2 separate regions of the Homo sapiens genome follow, and region 1 is linked to region 2. The links are chromatin loops, found by intact Hi-C in ENCODE. Cell type or tissue: psoas muscle. All regions are shown on one strand. Each heading gives the region's core, and the rest is flanking DNA. Links, peaks and the distances in the headings are about the cores only. Region 1 has its middle 56 kb from the start of LINC03063. Region 2 overlaps LINC03063 (long intergenic non-protein coding RNA 3063).

Region 1 (11,581 bases), core at 1,568-9,567, 80 kb after region 2:
CTTTATAATAAAAGAAAAGGACCGTAAACACCCTAGTAACCATGGTCTAGATTCAACAATTGTAACATATTATTTGCCCTATTATGTAAATTTCTGTTGAGCTATTTTCAAGTGAGTTGCAGACATCATGACACACTACTAAATATTTTAACTCCTTTCTTCTAAGAATAAGCTGTCACATAATAACCATAATACTATTAAAACACCAAAGAAAACTGATAAAAATAATTCTCAAATATCACATAATATCTAGTCCTTATTGAACTTCTCCCAGTAGTCCCCAAAATGTTTTTACCCCAACATTTTACTGGGACAATTTTCAAAGAACAAGGTTGAAAGCATTTTACAGTACACATTCATATACCCACCACCCAGACAATATTGTTAATTTTTTACTATGCTTGTTTTGCTACATGTGTTTACACTTTTTTTATTATTATTATTTTTTTGACAGAGTCTCACTCTGTTGCCCAGGCTGCAGTGCAGTGGTGCAACCTCAGCTCATTGCAATCTCCACCTCCTGGGTTCCAGTGATTCTCATACCTCAGCCTCCTGAGTAGCTGGAACTATAAGCACGCACCACCATGCCCAGCTAATTTTTGTATTTTTAGTGCAGCCAGGTTTTCACCATGTTGCTCAGGCTGGTCTCGAACTTTTGGCCTCAAGTGATCCACTCACCTTGGCCTCCCAAAGTGCTGGGATTACAGGCAAAAGCCACTGAGCCTGGTCATGCCTTTACATCTATTCATATATACACTTTATTCATCAATCTGTCTTATTTTTTGGTATATCTCAAAGGAAAGTACAACAGTACAGTTTCCCTTAAATATTTTGTATGCAAATCATTAGAGTTCAATATTTCTTTACAATTTTTTCTTTTGATGGAAAATTTACATACAATGAGATGCAAAAATTTTAAATTATACTTGTTAAGTTTCAACAAATATATACATCTGTGTAACCCAAGTTCATATCAAGAAACAGAACATTACCAGTAAGTTATTTCAGGACCCACCCCAGTCAATCCCCTCTCCCACTCCACACCCTCAAGAGGAAAGCACTATTCTGATTTTTTCACCATAGATTAATTTCACCTATTCTAGAACCTCATATATATAGAATTACACAATATATACTCTTTTGGTCTTGGCTTCTGCCACTCAAAATAATGCTTTTGAGAATCAGCCTATTGTTAAATATAGTTCATACCTTTCATTGCTGAGAAGTATTCCGTTTTATGAAAATACCACAACTTGTTTTTCCATTCTCTTAATAATGGACACCTGGATTGTTTCTAGGCTTTGGTTATTATGAATGAAACATTCATGAAAATTCCTGTACAAATGTTTTTTGCCAATACAGTTGACCCTTGAACATCTTGGGGGTTAGAGGTGTCCACCCCCCCATGCAGTTGAAAATTTGCATATAACTTTTGACTCTCTAAAAACTTAACTACTAATAGACTACTGTTGACTGGAAGCCTTATTGATAACATATACATTCTATTAACACATATTTTGCATGTCATATGTGTCATATACTATATTCTCACCATAAAGTAAGCTAGAGAAAAGAAAATGTTATTAAGAAAATTATAAGGAAGAAAAAATACATTTACTATTCATTAAGTGGAAGTGGATCATCATGAAGGTCTTCATCCTCATCGTCTTTACATTGAGTAGGCTGAGGAGGAGGAGGAAGAGAAGGGGCTGGTCTTGCTGTCTCAGAACTGACAGAGGTGAAAAAGATGGAGAGGTAGAAGGAAGGTAGGAATACTTGGCATAACTTTTATTGAAAAAAATTCACCTATAAGTGGACCTGCACAGTTTAAACTCATGTTGTTAAAGGGTCAACAGTATATATTTTCATTTCTTTTGGATAAATACCCAGAAGAGGAATTGCTGGGTCCTAGGGTAGGTATATATTTCATTTTATGAGAAACTTCCAGACCTTTTTCCCAGAGTGAATATACCATTTACACTTTTACCAACAATGTATGAGGTTTCCAATTGCTGTGTTTCCTTTTTTTACTACTATTATTTCTGCTCTTATCTTTTTAAATTCCTTTCTTCTACTTTACTTTGGGTTTCCTTCACTCTTCCTAGCTTCTTGAAGTGTATCCTCAGCTATTGATTTTAGGCTTTTCATTTTTAATATAAGCATTTAAAGCTATGAATTTCCCTGTGAGCATCGCCTTAGCTGCTTCCTGCAAATTTTGATATATTGTATTTTTATTTGCTTTTAATTTAAAATATTTTCTAATTTATTTTGTGATTTATTTCATCCATAAATTATTTAGATGTGTTTAATCCAATCTGTTGATGGTTTCCTAGATACTTTGTTATTAATTTACAAGTAAATGCCATTATGATCAGAGAATACACTGTATATAATTTCAATCTTTTTTAAATTATTGAGGCTTGTTTTATGGTTCAACATGTGTTGTATCCTGATGAACATAACTGGTACACTTGAAAAGAATGTTTACCAATCAGTATTGAGGTATAATGTTTTATAAATATCAATCAGATCAAGATGCTTGATAGTCTTGTTTAGATTCCCTATACCTTTACTGATATTTTGCAGTGTTTTTTAATTATTGAAAGAGAGGTGTTTTTTGTTTGTTTGTTTGTTTGTTTGTTTTAGAGAAAGGATCATGCTCTGTCACCCAGGATGGAGTGCAGTGGCACAATCACAGCTCACTGTAGCCTCCAACTCCTGGACTGAAACAATCCTCCCTCAAGAGTGGGGTTTTAAACCTTCAACTATAATTTTAGAATTACCTATTTTTCCTTACTTATTTCAATTTTTACTTCATGTATTTTGAAGTATAATTTTAGAATCACCCATTTTTCCCTTACTTATGTCAAATTTTACTTCATGTATTTTGAATTCCAGAATGTGTTTTGTAACTTTTTGTTTTCCAAAATGGATATAATCGAGTATTCTTACCGAAATGTTTAACCTGAATCTTATCAAGCCTTTAGATCTACCTAATTTCCTACCCTGAAGAGGAACAAGTTGAACAACAGTATGCAGGAACAATCAGGCACATCCAGAATAAGAAATGCTCTATGAGATAACTGGCCTGATATTTTCAGAACATCAATGTCATAAAAAGGGAGAGATTAGGAGTACTGCTCTACCTTACAAAACTTAGGAGATATGTCAAGTACATATAAGCTCTCTTCTTTAGGCAGCTGATCATTTTTGCATATAGAACCAAGACTTGAAAGACAGTGATATAAATGTTTCACTTTGAATATTAGAGAATTCAATACTAGAGAGAAAATGTAACCAGATTATATAGTACTGAGTGTACAAAGAAGACAGGCTCATTGAAGGCAGGAAGATAACCAGATCCTAGAAGGGACCCTTTAGCAATTTCCCTGCTAGAATCCCTCAAGCTAGACTGCAGCATCAGAGTGTATTGGAACTTTGTGTAGTGGGCTGGAAGTAAAGAAAAGGAATTCTCACCGTAGTCATCCAGGCCATAATTCTGACTTCGTTGAAGCCACCAACCATAGAAGAAAGCAAACTTGTTCACGTTTGCTGCTCCTAGCTTGGTTTTGGTAATGTATGTTGTGATGTGCTTCCCAGATCCCCACTTCAGGAATGAAGAATTGCTTTCCACCTGCTGGGAAGATTGTAAGATGACAGCCCTCTGCAGAGGGCCCTCTCCAGGAACTGCCCCAGCTGAAGGCAGCCTGTATTCAATGACTGGATAAAGAACTAGCCCCTAACTCCAAGTTGGTACAACTCTAAAGGAGCCTCAGAGCTCCCCATGGGGTGGCTGAGCCTTTATTACATGGAAGCACAGCCAATCCTTCACCTGCCATGTCCTCATTGTCCCATGCCTTCCACACTTGTTGAGTCAAAGAATACTCTCTGGTACCCTTCCTGTGAGCTGATCACCATCTCAGAATCAGCTTTCTGGAGAATCCAAGCCTGCAGCAAGGTTACACACCAATTACCTTTGGAGAGCTCACAATGCTTTCATCATTATTTCTATAGCAACTGAATTTACTCTGATTTTGGAGAAGGGGAAATTGAGGCGCAAAATTTCTGTGACTTGCCTGAGATTATCTGAGATGTCAATATTGTGCAAAGGCAGTGTGCCAAGGCGTTCTCAAGAACCATGTAAGTATGCTGCCAAGTTTTCATCTATGTATAAAGTTTATTTTTACTACAACAGAGTAAAACACACCATTCCAGCAATGTGTGCCAGATGGAATGTGGGTTTGTGGGGTCGGGTACAGCACAGGGTATAACAAATTTAGAATGTGTTAAGAAGCAGCGTACTCAAAGAAAGATAGTATGTTTACTAGAAATGTGATATGCTCGCCTCATGCGTATATAAGAGAATGTGGGCAGGACAGTAAATCTACTGAAATAGCAACACCATGCTGAAGGGAGACAGTGACTATAGCAATAACTGCGCATGGTTTAAGGAACACTGCAAATATGATCTTACCATAGGAGTAGTTACATTGATGTTTTAGCTGCCCAGTGTGTTTGGGGGTTTGCTATCAAAATGTCGAGTATTCAAATATCTGCACTGAATACAAAAAATGTTTGAAGAACCTGAGCTAGGGATTAGAATTTAGAAAATCTGGGCTCCCATGAATCCTATCTTTACCCAATTATGTTAAAACAGAGACTAAATATCACTTGTAATACCCCAAGTTGAAAAGCCTGTGCTGTTTTCTCATAAAATCAAGCATATTAGCATTTGAATCATGTTAAACATAGGATTGCTAATCAGAAGAGAAGATAAATGAAAGGGGAATGTTTATGTAAAATAGAAAGCCAGCATGTTGATGTCCCTGGATCTGCTCGACATAAAGATGCACACCCAGACAGTGAATAAAAGCATGGCACCTCATTTTGACAGTGTCTACACTGGCTTTCTATTTTCTTTTCTCTTTAAGTTTGTGGCATATTCTCTGCCAACCGCATTCCCCCAGCAGAGCCTCTCAGCTCAGCAGCACAAAGCCTTCTTTGTGCCCCTTCTTTGTGTGAAATATTGATAAGCCTGAAAGAGTCAGATGATGAAGGTTTCTGGTTTGTTTGGGCTTCGGTGAGATCCCAATTTCAAAATGTCCATGGCTAGGCCTCCAGAGTCAAATATGAACTGCTGTATTTTATAATTTAGGGGTAAATCTGAAACTGTTTTTACACTCAAGCAGAAAGTCTGCTCTCCAACATCAAGAAGGGTTGCGGTAATGATCCTGAGTTCATCACATAACCACACAACTCCTTATTCCATGCAAGCTAGTGAAAAGTCACAAAACTCACTTTCAGGTCTTGCTTTTAAAAATATTTAAAACCAAAGGAACTATTTTAAGTCTGAAGCCAAAAGTTAAGGAGCATTTTAATTCTCTCACTTCTTATCGGCAGCACCTCTTGGTTATTCTTCTCCTAACAGGCTCATAATTTTCATTAACAAGGCTGGCAGCTCTGACTTTGCCTGGAGGGGAATGTAACCCAGAGCAGCTGACAAGAGCTTGAAATTCTCTGGTTTTTGTCACTTGCTATTAGAATCACAGCCTTTTCTAAATATAGGATAGTGAGTCATATTAAACGGTGACCTGATTGCAAAGCCTCATCAAGTTTGTCTGGGGGTGCAATCAACAACACGTCGGACTGTAAAGGTCAACAATGTTAACATTTCAGAGCCTCCTCCTGGTTCAACACTGCAAAAGAAAATGGCATTGTCAAGTAGGCTTTATTCACAGGACAGTATACAGATGTGTGTTCACATGGATTTTTTAGCTTCCTTTTCCACTGCACACAGTATAGTTTATGGATTCATAGCGTATACATATGTCAACTTGTGGCTCTCAAGGATTAATTTCACTTTATCCAATATGTTTCTAAACCTCTTAGGGAATTCGTGGTTTAGTGCAATGGGCTGACATAGCACTAATTTAATTCAGATTCTGTTTTCATACTGTCACAATTTTAACTATTGCAGCATTGTTTGTGGAAATTCAGATACGGTTATTTAATGAAAGAAAAGTGACAAAGAAGACACTCTTTTGGTATCTTTGATTACAGCCTAGCCCTCACCCTTCCTATCCAGCAGGTCATCAAGATCTAGAAGATCCTAGTTCAATCCAGCAGCTGCCATCTCCACCCCCTCTCACTGCTGTGACCTTAATCCAGATCTCTTAAGCTTTCCTCGGGGTTCTTACAGTACCTTCCTCCCTCCTCTCTTCTGCCAGAGTCTCTCTGCCTTGCAATCATGATTCCTTCTAAACTGATCTCTTCATTTACTACCTTAAAAACCTTCCTCGATAGGCATCCTTTGCCTATAAGATAAAAGAAAAAAAAAAGCATGGCTTCATGGAAAGTGCAAAAAAGTTCGGGCTTCATAATGCTACTTAAATGAGTGAATTCACTGCAGTCTACAGCCTTGTCCTCAGATTCATAGGCTCGAAATTCAATCAGTATCACAGCAGCGGACCCACATAATCTAAGCCTGCAAAAGTTATATAAGAACCAAAATTGTCAGCATATTAATTTTCATGGAAACATACCTGCTAAACAAGTCCTAATCCTCATCTTGGCCTGAGACTCATATTCCTCCTCCAGAAAAAGTTACATGAGTAACCCCTTTATAATAAGATTCTTTACAGCCACAGAATTAGCTCAAGGAGAGTTAGTTGTTTGGCCATTTGGGGCCTTGAGAATCATGGTTTGGGCTGTGATGAACAGGTACATGCAGCAGATACAAGGAATGCTCTCTCATGACACCAATTCATTGGTCTTCTATTTTCTACAATCCAGGCTGACCAGTTCTCTTCTGTTGGCCAAAACAGTGGATCGAGTTCCCATGTTTTGCACAGAATCCACGTCACCTCCCTGAGATTGCATATCCCTTGGAATTCTGGGAATTCCTAAACTCTTCAGTAACAAACTCCCTGATGGGCCCAACTGGCTTTTGCTTTACTCTCTCAGTTAGCTGAACACATTCCATCTACGTCCTCCCAGTGAACATCTTTATTCCCCAGTTCTTTTCCTGCTGCCCTTTAAAACCTGGCCCCATACTGCCTTATCCTCACTGTTCCCACACATACCATTCCCTCCAGCCACACCGAATTCTTCGCCTTTCTCCTTTCATGCTGGATGAGTAGACTCCTTCTGTTATAAGCCACAGAAACTAGCTCTAGCTAACTTCAGCAGAGAAGGGATTTACTGGGAGTAGATGGGGTAGCTTACAGCATTGGAGGCAAAACTGAAAAACCTGTTTTTTGAAAGGATAGAAACTAGGGCAGAGCTGAGGACTTAACAGGAACAGCTGGACATCTCTTCGGAAAGACACCATGAGATGAATCATGTCCTATCATTTTCTATACTGTTCAAGGATAGGAATTCCACATCCCACACTTTATCTTACGAAAAGCAAGGCACCTTTATGGACAGACACCCAAGACAATGCAGAATGAGAGAAAAATACTTCTCAAAAAAAAAAAAAAATCAGGACCTGGGACTAATATATCACAGCAAAGGATATGGGGAGCCAATTGATTGAAAGTGCATAAACTGTGGAACCAAAGCATGAAGTGGGGCCTAAAGACCCAGAGTGCAAAAACGCTCAAGTGTACAAGGAATCTGAAGGCCAATCAAGTGCATGAGGAATTTGAAGGTCAAAAGAGAAAATGCCTAGAGAGGCAGCACACTGTAAAGAAAGATCAAGGGAGAAATGAAAGGAGAGAAAAGAATGAACATTTTAGGGTATGAAAGTGATTTGTAGAAATCTTACATGGTAGTAAGAAAAGTATAAGAATTCATAATACATAAACACTTCATAACAAAAAAAATTGGAAGATTGAGTGGATTTAAAGGAGTCCTATTCAAATTCAAAGAATTAATGTTTGCATCTGTGTCTAAAGTCCCAGCTCTGCCTAAACAACTTCACAACACAAAATCCAGCCTGGCTATTCCTCCAGACACTAGCTTTCCGTGCTTCAGCAATATAAGCCTGTTTTTATTTTCTCAAACACCAGCTCCCTCCTGCCTCAAGGACTTTGCAACTTTGCATGTATGGTTCCTACATGGTTCCTTCTGCTAACATCTTCTTCCCCTCCTGTATTAGTTAAGGTTCTCCAGAAAAATAGAATCAATAGGGGGATATAGATACATCTATATCTCTCTGGCTTTCTGTGTCTACCTATGGAGAGAGAGGGGAGGGAAGGATGAGGAAGAGAGAGAAAGAGGAGATTTATTTTAAGAAAATTGTACGGGCTGGCAAGCTACAAATCCACAAGGCAGGCTGGAAATGCCAGCAAGAGTTGATATTCCAGTCTTGAGTCTGAAGCAAAGGCTGGAAACTCAAGCAGAATTTCTGTGCTGCAGTGTTGAGGTGAATTCGAGTTCCTTTCTCTTTGCGGGGTGAGGAGGGAAACTCAGTCTTTGTTCTCAAGGCCTTCACTTGATTGCATGGAGTTGACCCACATTATGGAGGTTAATCTGCTTTACTCAAAGTCTACTGATTTAAATATTTTTTGGTTTCTGGTTTTTTTTCCGAGACAGAGTCTTGCTCTGTCACCCAGGCTAGAGTGCAGTGGCACGATCTCGGCTCACTGCCACCTCTGCCTCCTGGGTTCAAGCAGTTCTCCTGCCTCAGCCTCCCAAATAGCTGGGATTACAGGTGCCTGCCATCACGCCCGGCTATTTTTTTTTTTTTTTTTGTATTTTTAGTAAAGAAAAGGTTTCACCATGTTGGCCAGACTAGACTCAAACTCCTGACCTTGTGATTCACCCGCCTCAGCCTCCCAAAGTGCTGGGATTACAGGTGTGAGCCCCTGCGCCCAGCCTACTGATTTAAATGTCAATCACATCTAAACAAATGAAAAACCTACAACATCTAGATTGGTGTTTGACCAAACAACTGGGCACCATTGCCTACCAAGTTGGCTCAGAAAATTAACCATTACACCTCCTCTTCCTGTCTCTTTACCCACCCACATCTGCATTGGGCTTGATTAACACCACCTCCTTCATGTCTCACCTCAAACCTCAGTCCCCCAAGGAAGACAGGTAAATATATTCTAGCTCTGTTATTCCTTTTATTCCTAATCTCAAGCACAGTAAAGTTAAGAAGGTCCATTTTGGGTACAAAGAACCTCCTCGCAGTGGTGAATAGACATCCCTGGGGTCAGCAGGCAGAGATTCTGTGACGGACTGAAGCTCTCAAGAAAACATCTTAAAACATGTGGAATGGAGAATGCTATTACCCTAGGAATCATCTAAATACATACAGTTTTTCACGGATAATGGATTTGTTAAGCATGCTTGGAATATTCTCCATCTTAAATAGCTATGCATAATTGCAATATTCATAAATTACTATACATTAGCAGACTAAGCAGACACACTGCAGTCAAATTAACTCATTAACCCTTTCCAGAACTCTGATCCTATAAGGTTGAGACCCAGGAAAACTGAATTGATATAACCATAAATATAAATCAAAAAACATAATAAGCTTCCTTCCTAAACAAAATACCACCAACCTTCTTTTTCTTGTGATGATTTTCTTTGATGAGCCAAAAGACACTCTGGGACAAAGATAAAGAAGCAAATATGTATATATCATGTAGTTAGAAGAATCTTTTATCCCTTTTAGTATCTTCCACATATCCTCCCAGCCCATCCTTGACTTTCTCAAGGTAAGTTTTTACAATCTCTCCATTTTCTCCTGCTGTCTTTGTCCAACTTGCCCTCTCTGATTTTAGATAATAGGAAGGCAAGATATCACGAGTCAAGCAAGGCATAGACAATATATTACTTATGCTATATTTAAATAGTACACCTGAAAATTCATTTTGGACACCATTATTAATAATAAAATGCTTAATATGCACTATAATATTCATTTGAAAACAAAGGCACACTAGACACAGATGAGACAATGAACAAAATACATAAACAGGCATGGACAGTACAGTACTTTTTCTTGTGATGCCAAAGAAATAAAAGCCTATCTCTGTCTCTACAATCCCTCTTGGAGTTGGAGATAGGAGAAGACAACCAGTAATTAGACTGGGATTGCTAGAAATTCAAGACAATATATGAGACTGTTCATTGTGTGCACAGATTGATTTCTAAACTCAAGGATGTCTTAGGTCAGTGGAAATGGACATGACAACTTCTTGTAGGGGGTTCAGAGGAGAATGGCCAGTCAAGTCAAACGAAATTTTTAGACGTGGATGTCAGAAGAGAGCTACAGATGACAGTGTTGAGCTAGAAGGAAGAAGAGAATCAGACAAAGTGTGAGGCTAACACCAGGGCTGTCCTTACACACCTAGCTGCAGAGAAAACACATTTCTAGGATGACCAGAGAGGGAAGTATAAGAAATTCAGGTGTGGAGGGTCTTGATTTTCCAAGTGTTTAAATGAAATCTAATGAGCAGCAGCACACCAGCCTGGGTTGTAATGAAAATTGCTGTGAGGGAAGTCAACAGTGGAATAAATTAAAGGTCCTTTACTCTGTCTCTTACTACTTTTTGACTCAGAAAAAAAAAGAAAAAAACTTTAGAAGTAGCCATTGACTTAGGACCATAATGAACCAATTATTTTAATGTGGGTTTTACCAGCATCTGTGGAGTACAGACTGCAGCTTGGAGAAGTGGGATGTGGTCTGGTGAAACAAATATTTACCAGTAAATTATTTGTGCTTATTTTCTAGGGCAATTACATATTTTATGCATGCTTTCAAGGGATTCAGATTATCCTCATTTGATACATGATGGTGATGAACTGTATCTAAAGATTTACCCAAGTGATTTCTAAAATCAAGAACATCAAGTGAACAGCTGTTTGAAACAAATGCCCCATCCTGGAGAGGTTGCATGGCACCGTGGAATTGAACCCTCCTTCAAGAGCCTTTAGAACAATAAAGCATGATGGTCTAATGCAAACCAGAAATTCACAAGCACAGGCTTTCTTCAGTTGACACACACTCTGTTACCAGCTGGAAATCTAGCATTTCAAAAGTCAGAGTGGATAGTTCCAATCGGAAAAGGCTCTGTTCTAAACAGCAAAAGAAGGGATGGAGAGCAGGGGAACAGTAAAATGACATTGCAAAGACAATTAAAGGAATTAGACAAGGCAGTATGAATAAAACAACAATTGATATTTAAGTTTCCCTTGCCCAAATTTGAAAACCAAATTTATTTCACTAAATGCTGGATTAGAAAGAGGAGCTATTAGCCAAGCACAGCTAGAGCTAAAATTTGAACTTAGTTTTCTAGGATTCACTCCTAAAGAGACTGAAATATCCAAAAAGAAAGACTTTTTTTTTTTTTTTGGTAGAATCACCAACTTAGATAGATTGCTTACTTTTTCAGGAGAAAAAATAAATTTCCTTTCCCAAAAGGATGATAGAAACTGTCTCAAAAATCAGTATGTTCGTAAGAGCTATACTTTAGGTTCTTTGAGTATGTTTTCATGCAGAATATATGCATGTTTAATTACAATGGCTAACACTGAACGCTTACTACATGAGAGGCACATGCTTTTTATGTATTTTCTAATTCTCCCAACTATTCAATGAGAGCGATGCTATTATTGT
Region 2 (11,581 bases), core at 1,712-9,711:
TATTTCTTTATATATATATATATATAAAGACACTGGGTAATTTTTAAAGAACAGAGGTTTATTTAGCTCAGGGTTCTACAAACTATACAAGAAGAATGGCATCAGCATCTGCTTCTAGTAAAGGCCTCAGGCTGCTTCCACTCATGATGGAAGATGAAGGGGAATCATTGTAATTTTGCAGAGATGACATGGTGAGGGAGGAAGCAAGAGAGCATGGGGGGAGGAGCCAGGCTTTTTTTAACAACCAGCTCTTGTAGGAACTAACAGAGTGAGAACTCTCTCACTCTCTCCCAGGAAGGGCACTAATCTATTTATGAGGGATCTGTCCCCAAGACCCAAAGACCTCCCATTAAGCATCACCTCCAACACCAGGGACCAAATTTCAACTTGAGGTTTGGAGGAGTCAAACAGTATGTATGCATAAAAAGATGGACTGTAAAATCATGTTCCTCTCATGGTAACAGTGAATTTTTTCTAAGCAGTAGGATTCAGAGCAATTTTTTTTGTCTTTTGAATTTGTTATAATAAGCACATGTTTCCACAAAAATAATAGATTATTTTGCAGATATGGGGTCTTGCTATGCTGCCTAGGCTGGTCTAGAACCCCTGGCCTTCAAGCAATCCTCCTGCTTCAGCCTTCCAAAGCACTGGGATTACAGAAGTAAGCTACTGCACCCAGCCTAGTATTTTTTTTTAAGCATAAGAATATATCAAGGTAAATATTTAATACTGGGAACTGAAAATATGGATGCTTGCTATTTTTTTGTATATTTCTGTGTGTTTACATTAAAAATGCATTAATAAACTAGTTTCTAGTTTTTTCTTTATTGTCTTGATTTTTCAGAGGGGGGTGTTCTTATTTGATATTTCCTCTATGGTTTTCTGGGTTTCAATAGAAAAATTGTTGCCCATTTCTCGTTTAGATAGGGATTCATTTAGGAGGGAAAAGAAGCAACATCTGAAAACTGCTGGTTAATAATCAGTCAACTACATCTACTTAGTTTACATTAGCAAAAAGAAAACAATGGGTTCTGGCAAGCTGATATCTGGAAAAATATCATTTTATTATGAACTAAATTGTAACTGGACACATAAAACAAAGACATTCTTCCAGTGAACAGATACAGTACATAAGAAGCATTTCCCAGATACTTGGTTTCAATATAGGTTAATGGGATTCTGCACCACAAATCTAGTCCCTTTCCCTAAAAGGAAAATGTTTATTGGCACCAAAAATTTACTATGTTCTACGTAAGGAGAAGTACCAAGGCAGATGAAATTGAAGCACATGTTTCTAGTTGATATAATGTAAACTTATTTTTAAAAGCATTGCAAAAAGGAAAAAAAAAGGTGGGGGAATACTAGAAATATTCAAGGTGGGTTAAGCATACCCTCAAAATCAAAGAGAAACCCTCAAATTAAGGAGTTAAAAAATTAAATACTTTGTAGCAGATACATGTAAGTATATGTAATTTTTCCAAAACCAACTCAGAGTAGCATAACTTCAGTTTATCAGTTCAAATTGTGAATTTATACACAGAACCTGTGTTATGAACTTGGTCAGACGGAAAGCTCACATATGTGCTTTATACCATCCCCTCTGACCTTAATATTTGGTTTTCCATCATTTTAGAATACTGCATTTGTTAGGGTTTTATATCTTGTTGGAGCAATTTTAGAAGGCGGAGAGGAGAGGAGTTGGTGGGTTTTGTGGTTAGACCAGTCTATAACATTGTCAAAATCATTGTTCTCTCTCATAGTGTGATTTGGTGCCAAATAGAGCAACCAAGATGTCAACAGTATTTCACAATGTTGAAGCTTCTCTTCATGAATCTCTGGATCCTGACAACTTGTTTACTATATCCTCAGAGAAGCTCAGGAATGCAGCTTAGGGTCCAAGTGGTCATTGGGTTCTTTTCTGGGAGATGGGACACCATGTTCCTCTGTGTAGATAGGGTGTATTAAGTTTTCTTTCACGTACAATCCCAGCTATACCACACAGACAGCGAAGACAGAACAGGAGAAGTTCAGATGCCAAACAGTTACAGGGATTCTGCAGGAAGCAATTAAACTACCACAAAAATGTCCTTGGGCCTCTCCCTTACAGAGCTATGCTGACCCCTGAGCTATTCTCCGCACAGCTTCCTAACAGTATTTCTAGCTGGCCCATCTTCTCATTAGATGACCATTACACTTCTTAGCTTCTCTCTCTCTCTCACTCCCTCTCTCTCTTTCTCTCTTTCTTCACTTCCAACTCTGTAACTGAATCTATTCTAATGTTAATGCTTTCAACACCTCATTTTTAAAATGAGAACGGCTTTTGCTTTTAGCTTCTTTCCATTAATTATTTTTTAAAAAAGAAATAAAAAGCCTTATGCAGAGAAAAAATTCATACCCATCTGAACAAATTTCACACTCAAATATTCATCAGAGAAAACCATAAGGAGCCCTTCCTTTAACAAATAACCTGCGTAATGAGATAGTTTGCAGGAGAACCCAGTAATTTTGTTCCTAAATTCATCATATTATACGTGCCCAAATACAAAATATCTTTGGAGAAGTATCCTACGTTCTGTGTATATACCCATATGGTTGTTTTAGCATAAATAAGAAGTTACTGGTTCTTTCTAGGTGCGTGAGAAATTATCAAGTGTTCCTAAGGCTTAGAAATCAAAGCAGAACCAAGGCCCAAAGCAGGGGTTGGACAGTGAGGGGAGAGAAGAAGTTTTGGTTTAGAGTAAGAAAGCCTGTCACAGGTACTCAGCTCTGCCACTGTAATACGAAAGTAGCCATAACCGAAAAAATGAGCATGACTAATCCTTACTCACTAAATCTATGGCCACTGAAATTTGAATTTCATACAATCTGCATTTGTACATTTGATTGTATCCAACTACCTAAAAATCTAAAAGCCATTCTTAACTCATGGGTGGTACAAAAACAGGAGGTGGTCTAGATTTGGCCTGTAGGTCACAGTTCACCAAACACTTGTATAGAGGAAACTACAGACCAAAAAGTAAGGCAAGCCCTCCCCTCCTATCTTATACAGGTATAGTGATTTCTGTCAGCAAGCTTTTTCTCGTATCTTGTGCCTGTAATCCTCATCACAATCTGGGAGATACATATTAGTTTCATATAAGGAATGAGGAAGCTGAGATTCAGAGAAGAATCAAATAATCTTTAATTCATTTAACAAATATTTGAATCCATTATAGGGGGGCTTGTGTTAAGGCCTCAGGATATGACAATGACTAAAGCACAGTTTCTAGTTTCTTACAGCCAACTGGGGCAAACCCGAACAGGACAGGAATTATTAATGCAACACAACATACAGGCTAAAGGGAAACATACAGGAAGCATTTAAGTCAGTTTGGGGGGATCAAAGAAAGCATTCTGGAGGGTGACATCCAGTTTGGATGAGAAAGAAACTGATAGGCGAAAAGAAGACAGGTAGGAAAAAGTCTGTTCCAGTTATAAGGAACAGCATGAGCAAAGATGTAGAGGTGAGAGAGAGCATAACACATACAGCAGCTTCACATTATTCAGTGAGTATGCATCCAAGCATACGGTGTGTATGGTGGGGGCAGGGAAAGAGTAAAGAAAATGCCACTCAAGAAAGGTGAGCAAGGACAACCATATGTCATGCTAAAGAGGGAGGCTTTATCCTAGACATCATGCGGAGCCAACGAACAGGTGGATGCAAAGGAGGGACATGGATCGGATTCACATTTCAGAAAGATCACTCTGGATAGAGAGTGGAGAACGGATTGGAGGGAAGCAAGTCCAACCTTCTCATGTCACAATTTAAAAAGTAACTCCCTTATAAATGACTTGCTCAGGCTCACTTAGCTGGTGAGTCACCAAACCAGTTCTGTGACCCCATATCTAGTTACTAATTATAACAACCTTTCTTATAACCATAAGCATTTACAGGGTACTCTATTACTACCGTTATTGCTATTGTTATGTACACAAGGTTACAAAAACTAAATAATAATAGAACTAGAACTAGACTCTATGTTCTAGGCCTAAACTCACATTCAACACCTTTTTTCACTTTAAGAGTAACTTTCAAGCTATGTCCCATAAAGTCTTGGGTGTCTGTGGAGATGCCTAAAGCAGAAACTGGCAAGACAGAGAGTCAGACTCTCCATCCTCACTTTTCTATCTTTTATATTTCTATGAAGCAAGAGCTCCACTACTTAAAAAAAAAAAATGAAAACCACTGTAAGCCATGATATCCACCATGCAATCACTAAGAATGAAATCAGGTCAGACACTGTGACTCACACGTGTAATCCTAGCATTGTGGGAGACTGAGGCAGGAGGATCGCTCAAGGCCAGGAGTTTTTTACTAGTCTGGGCAACATAGCAAGACCCCCATCTCTACAAAAAAAAAATTTTTTTTAATTAGCCAGGTGTGGTAGCTATAGTCCTAGCTACTCAGGAGGCTGAGGTGGATGCCATCACTTGAGCCCAGGAGGTCAAGGCGGTAATGAGCTATGATTGCACCACTCTACTCCAGCCTGGGTAACACAGCAAGATTCTGTCTCAAAAAAACAAAACAAAACCAAAAGAATGAATCAGTGACGAACAAAGGATAGGACCATATACCCAAGGCCCTCAATATCAGTGGTTCCCCATCTGCCGATTCAATCAACTGTTCATAGAAATATGTGTGGGGAGGAGAGGAAAATAAAAAATAACACAAATCAAAAACAATATACTACAACAACCATTTACATAGCATTTACATGGTATTAGGTATTATTAGTAATCTAGAGATGATTTTAAATATGTGGGAGGATGTACATAGGTTGTATGCAAATATTATGCCATTTTCTACCAGGGACTTAAGCATCCCAGGATTTTGGGATCTTCTGGAGCCTTGGAACAAATTCCCTGCATGACTGTACCTTGATCTTAAAAAATAGGGGTAGAAAATAGCTTATGAGAAGTGAAGCAATGGGTTTGAAATAAACTTAACAAGTCCTGTCTCCTTTTCTATTGACAGGCTTTCTGCCCTGCCCCCGACCCCAGGAAGCTCAGGAAAGCTTAGTGAGACAGCAGGAAATCTAAAACACAGAATCTGTCTTCAGCAAAACTGAATAGTTTTCAATCTTCACAACACCCACTTTCACCACCCTTCACCATGGAAGCTTGGCCACCTTCCTTACTGAAATGAAATAGACCTGACTGCATCAACTACATAATGTTTATTCCCTGAGTGTCTACAAGTGCTATTGTCCCAAATGTCGACTGTGGAATATCTCATCCCACTCTGGAATTTGCATCTGGAAAAGTTTAAACTCTGGGAGAGGCCAATTGTTAATCCACAGGTGGAATTTCATGTCCCTTTGTGTCTTTGACTTGTCAGTCTCCAATTTATTACTCACATGAAGATAATTTCATTCTCTGGACTCAGAGAGGCAGAAAACAAGGAGGGGATATGAATGTGTTGGTCAAAGTAAATAAGCAGATGATTTTTATGATAGGCTAAATTGAACTATCATAGCCTCATGATTTTGAAAAGCTCTTTCCAAAGCTGAATTTACCTGCGGAGAGGTGTTTAGAAACCCCCTTTTGGTTTATAGTTCAGTCATGCTCCTATCTCCCCCCTTCAACGTAACATTCTGGATCAACTGCCCCTGTGTAACCAATTCTCATACTTAAAGTATAAAACTAGGAAGGATTTTTTCCTCCATTCTGAAAATTAATCTTTCACCTTAGGAAAAGATTTATACTTCTGAGTCATAGAAAAGCCAACACCCTCCAGCACTTAGAAGCAACCTCAGAAAAAGAAAAAGGAATGAAAACAGTGAATCAATTTCCCTTTCCACACAGATCTGAGAGATGAGATAGTTCTCGTGTCTGCCAAGGGGCTTCCGGCTCCGACAAGTTGAGTCAGCATGCTGCAAATCGTTCTAGATGGTTTTTGGACCACATGTGACAGCTAGAAGAAACTAAACTGGGTCAGGCTAACTTTTGCAAGGTGCCTTAGGATTTTAAGAGCTAAAAGGAAACTATAACTCAGTTTTGTGGCTCTTGTGATCAATACGATGTGAGGGTAAATGGTAGCAATGTGACCAGGCATGCTGCCCTCTCTTGCCTTTTGTAAGTGTCGTTACTATTATAATAAGACTCATGGGTGTGGCATCCATGAGGAGGTGCTGCTCAGATCTCCCTTTAAGAGAGAATCTGCTCGACTGTAGTGATCATTTCAGTGTGTATATGCATATCAAAATATCATGTTGTACACCTTAAACATAAACAATAAATTTAAAACTATAAACAACTTTTAAAAAGATAATATTTAGTGAGAAGTGTAGTTATCTGCCACCCTACAGCTGTCACAGCTGTGGGATCCATTACAGCATCCATACCAGGGCCACGCTTCTCCAGAGCTGCTCCTAGCCAATGATTGAGCATGGGGAGAGGGGACAGAGGTAGGAGTCTGCTAGGGCTGGGCATGCCTGCCCTACTGGGAAACTGTTGCTTCGGATGTCCCTATCAGCCTAGCCAAGACTTTCTCAGAGCTGCCCTGCAGGCTGAAACTCTACCTGCCCGATTCTTCTTCCTTCCTGCTCTCCCTTTACAGATGTGAGACTTGCATCATGGTCTGAGACTTGTCCCACCTGTTCCTGCTCCCTCTCCCTTTATCCTTCACAGGCATCACCCCCTAGTCAACGTTTTGCATTCCTAATTCCATCTTGGTGTCTGTTTCCTGAAGGAAATGAGCAGAGGCAGGTGGAGAGGGGCAGGTCTTTCTTCTCTCACCCCATCTCTAACCTCTCCTCCTCATGTTGCCTTAACTTTCCAGCCAGCCCACGCCTTCCCCCTTAAGCAGCAGCTGTGGCCTTCAGCAGTGTTTACCCTTGGCAGTCATGTGGTCCTTTTGCCATTTACTTTCCCAACAGAAACACCAACCCTAAGCAGATTGGAAACAGCACATGTGTCTTTATAAACTGAAAGTAAATATGAAAAGCCAAAGAGGTGCTGAGATAGTAGGGCCAAGTCTGTTCCACCTGAAGATTTGAGGAGTGTGTGTGTGTGTGTGTGTGTTTGTTTGTGTGTGTGTGTGTGTGTGTGTGTGTGTGTGTGTTTATTATCACTTGGGGGAGGAGGTGGCAGATATCCCCAAATTAGAAATAATCTTCTCATGATTTTGAGAAAGAATGAATACAAATGTATCATTCTACCTTTTCAATACCATTGCCTACCCCAAAGTTACCAGATCACTTAGCAAATAGCAGAATGATTTCACCTGTTTTCTTCTTTTTCCCTCTCTACTTTCATAAATCAGTAAGATAGTCAAAAGTTGGCAGGGAAGAAAGTCAGGGAGAATAAATATGAATGAACTGAATAAGCCACAAACTATTCAATCAATGTTTAATCAAGCAATTGTACAATTTAGAATGGCCATTGTCCTGTTTTAATTTTTTCAACTAATCTATCCAAGTGATCGTGTCATTTTAATTGCAAAAATGAAAAAGACCTAGGAAATCAAGAAGACAGTGAGTAAAAAGGAACAGCTGGGTGTGACTGAGTTGCCTGCTTGGAAGCAAGCAGAAAGATGTAAAGTGTTTGAAAATTCCTTCCACCGTTGGATTCTAAGGTGAGGAAATTAATTTTTAAAATTAAAACACAGACCTAATTCCTTTCTACTGACACCTGCTTAGTGTATGGACTCTGTTCACTTTTGCTTGAAACATAAAAGATGGCTTATCTCAGTCAAATTCTGTCTACCCCATAGGGATTTCATTCTCAGCATGCCAGAAACATTTAATCCTTTCTCTTTCTCTCTCTTTCTCTCTCCCCTCACTCTCTCTTCTCTTTTTGCTTCTTTCTTCTCTCTCTCTCTCTCTTTCCTTCTCTTCTAAAATTTTCCCAAAGCCTACAAGGACACCCTATGTGCAGTACTTTGTTGAATTAGAGGTTACACCATCGGCACTAACAAATACTTTAAGATTTCTTACGCCTTCGACCTTATCACTCCCAACCCCTCACCAACAAAGGGGGGAAATTCATATTAAATTATCTGGGCTGAGTATCATGGCAAATGTGTACACCCTGCCTTCCCCGATTCCTTCCATCTGTGTATGGCCTAAACAGCTGACTGGGACAGTCTTTCATCTTTAATCTAATCAACTAACTTTCCCATGGGAAACAGCCAATGAAGCCCAAATCTGCGTACCAAACTCTTTTTAGCCCAGGCAGCTCACTACATCTGACATTCCAAAAAAAAAAAAAATCAGTAAAAGTGGCTGCTATGAGTCACAAAAGACAAACAGCATTCCTGAAAGAAATGAACAATCACTAGAAGAAACACATTAGTGCTTGCTTTGGGAACCCTATAGGTCTCTATAGATCTGAATGAATGGTATTTAGGCCTGAATTCTCTGCATCTCTAGGATATCTTCTATTTGCTGTTTAGTTTTCTGTAAATATAACTGTCTCCTCTCCATTTTTTAATTGTAACAAACTAGCATCCAAAATACTTCTAATATTTAGCATATTCCTTAATATTCTCTTTTCAATTATGGCTACCAACTTAATGAGTGGTTAACTATAATTTGCTGTATACCACTGGCTTTCCATTTGGCAGGCCAAGACCTGCATATTACATCACAAGCTAGTACAAACACACACACACACGTGCACGCACACACACCAAAGCAAAAGTACAGTGGCAGAAGAGACTAAGGAAAGGAGATATCAGAACTAAATGTAATGTGGGGCCCAGGATCAGATGTCCTGGAACAGAAAAGAACATTAGTCACAACTAAGGAACTCCCGATAAAGTATGAACTTTAGATAATCATAATGTGTCAATATGGGTTCATTAAAGTGAAAAATGGACCATAGTGGTGTAAGATGTTAACAACACGGTAAACTGGGAGTCGGGTATACAGAAACTCTCTCCACTATCTTTGTAACCTTTTTGTATATCTAAAAATCTTCTCTTTAAAAAGCTTCTTAGGACAACAGCAGAAAGGTAGTAGCTGACATCACGGGGACTGCATTTGACAATCAGGCTTTCTTCACAAGCTCCATTTCCCCGCAACTGTAAAATGCTGATGGTGATGAGTCCCTTTTCCAAGCTCGCAGATAGAGTAAAAAGCGTGTGATGATGAAGATCACGCACTTGGTGATGTGCACAGAGCAGCTGGCTAATGAAAGCATGGTGATTAAGCTGAGCCCTGCATCTCGCTGTTCTCTAACGGGGGTCCAGAGGGAGCCAATAAAGCTCTCTGTGAAATGTACTCAGAAATCTGAAATGTGTCCAAATCACCAGTTGCCAACTAACCTGCCCAAAATCTGACAGGAAATTCAAACCAGAACGTTTTCCTGTTTTAAGAGAGGTGCAGTTTTGCAGCTTCTTTTCTCTTTTTTCCCCCGTTAAGAACAACGATGAGTGGGTAATAAAACATTTGAATCAGATGGAAGGAATAAAACTCGGGATAAAATGGCACAAAACCAAACAAATCCCTGGAGCTGAAGAAAATCCTGGCTGTGATAGGAATTCAGGGCTTTCCAATATGTATCTGAATGAAGCAGACCTCAAAGCCAAATGTATGGGTGTGAAACGTTATAAAATGAACGTGTAGGGATGTAAGTGTTCTTGAATGTAAGCTGATTAATTTTCCAAAACTCCGCCGAGCACAGTGTTTCAGGTCAACTGAAGCTTCAGTTGGTGCTGACTCAGGGCTCAAACGAAGAATAATACAGATGTGATGAAAAAGCTCCCTTTTCTGTAATAGGTTTGCTCCTCCCTGAGGTCCATGACGCTCTCTCTTTGGATTTTGTGAAAATATCCTGTCTAGCTCCCGGCTTTAGTGGAAGATGGTTCTGATCCTTGAGGGTACTTTCGCCTGAGCCAAGGGAGCATGCTATCTGAATCCGACGCTTCTCAAACCTTTTTTTCAGAAGAGGAATTCTTACATGAAAGAATCTTACCTGGGCCCTCCAATATAGAATCAATTAAAATCAGAGCTGCTCCAGATGATGACGAAGAGAACAGTCATTTCATTTTATTGAATATATATATATATATATAGACTCATTTTAAGTTCATAAAGGTTCATCACTTATAGAAACATGCTCAAAAATTGCCCCAATATTTAGTATTCAGTTGACTGGTACAAAGAAATTTTTTCATTATAAATTATACTAATATAATTTTACTTTGTATTTGTATAATTGGTGGACATAATTCCTTGTCCCAGGGAACCCTCAGGGACCAAAGTGTTTTGAAACAGAGTTAAAGATGAGAGGAGGGAAAGCTCTAAGGTGAATACTAGACACGGCAGAAGTTGCCCAGATGCCCATTCATCCCCTTTCTTCCTTCCAGGAACAGAGGAATACCATATATTCCCATTGCCCTTGTGGACAATATTAGAGGGATGCGATTGCATTCTGGCCAATGGTATGTGGGTAGAAATAACATGTCTCTCTTCCAGGCCTGGTCTCTAAAGTGTCTCGTGCAATCCTCCCCACCCCCTCATCCTCTCTCTCCCTTATCTGTATGCTGGAAAAGATGGATTACCAGTTGACAGAATTAGAGTTACAAGGTGGAAGGAGAACAGATCCCCGAGTTTCTATTTAAATGACAGTGACCCAGGAAATTCATGTTACCAGCATCACGCTATGACGTGAGCAACAAATAAAAATTTCCTGGGTTGAGCCACTGAGATTTGAAGATCTGTTACCACAGCAAGACTCAGTCTGTTCTGATTAACGCAGAAAACATGAACTTCTAAAATGTATTTAATCTCATTTAAAGATTTTAAAATTTTGTTTAGAGGACCAGTATCAGCCTGAGTCACACCAATACCATAGATTCCTTTTTAAATTTATTACTAGAAAAAAGGCTGTCCTTCCTGAAGAACTGGCATGCTTTATACAAGTAGATAAGAATTTTGTCACCTCTTATGCCACCATTTTTGCCCTGGATACCAGAAATCCCGGGACAAAAATAAATGTTTAATTACAATAAATGGTTTTGCCCTCTTGGCTAACATATGTGTTACTGATTCATTTGCATGGGTTTGAGTTTTTCAGTCTTTGTTAACAGTTTGTTTTTCACTGTTTGAACCACTTGATCCATTTTGAAAAGGTGTAGGGTAAATGAGTAAGTCTTTCAAGAGAAATGACACTAGCAAACCAAATGAAACAAATGTCAGGAATTTTCTTCAAGGTAACATTTCACTTGCATGATGTTAAAGGTTTTCCATCGATGTGACTATTTAAGTGGATGTCACAGCACAATTAAATGGACATGGTCGTGGAGGAATTCAGGCTTGATCTCTGATTGTGCTTCAGCTGATGGCAGGACACTTGACCAGTATTACAACCACTTTCTTACATGGTCCAAATGTTTGAAGAGCATGAGCAATGAACAAATTTCTATTTTATAAAAATTAGAATCAGATATTTAAAAATAGACTTTAGTTTAAATATTTTTTCTATAAAATCCTAAAGAATCCTCTATAATCATAAATGTGATGCTGAGACCAACAAGATTTCTCTTTGCAGCCATCACTGTTATCATTTAATATTTTGTAAGTTTCCACTGGAATAT

What was found. Peaks named below come from ENCODE experiments on the same cell type or tissue, not always from the same donor. Only the 100,000 strongest peaks of a DNase experiment are listed, where the experiment ranks them.
Region 1: a loop joins it to region 2, with 2.2 times the contacts of the local background. A loop is called at or near these places in 2 of 110 quality-filtered maps.

What each region holds. Positions count from the first base shown.
Region 1 is chr2:37,500,622-37,512,202 of GRCh38, reverse strand. No RefSeq gene overlaps it. Among named protein-coding and RNA genes, the nearest start is that of LINC03063, 56 kb to the left of the region's middle. In psoas muscle, for the core only: no CTCF peak of the experiment used is centred there; no DNase peak of the experiment used is centred there; H3K4me3 peaks cover 1,065 bases; H3K27ac peaks cover 4,543 bases.
Region 2 is chr2:37,580,697-37,592,277 of GRCh38, reverse strand. All of the region lies in intron 1 of LINC03063 (long intergenic non-protein coding RNA 3063), which reads right to left. Among named protein-coding and RNA genes, the nearest start is that of LINC03063, 24 kb to the right of the region's middle. In psoas muscle, for the core only: no CTCF peak of the experiment used is centred there; a DNase peak (open chromatin) is centred at 5,897; H3K27ac peaks cover 5,258 bases.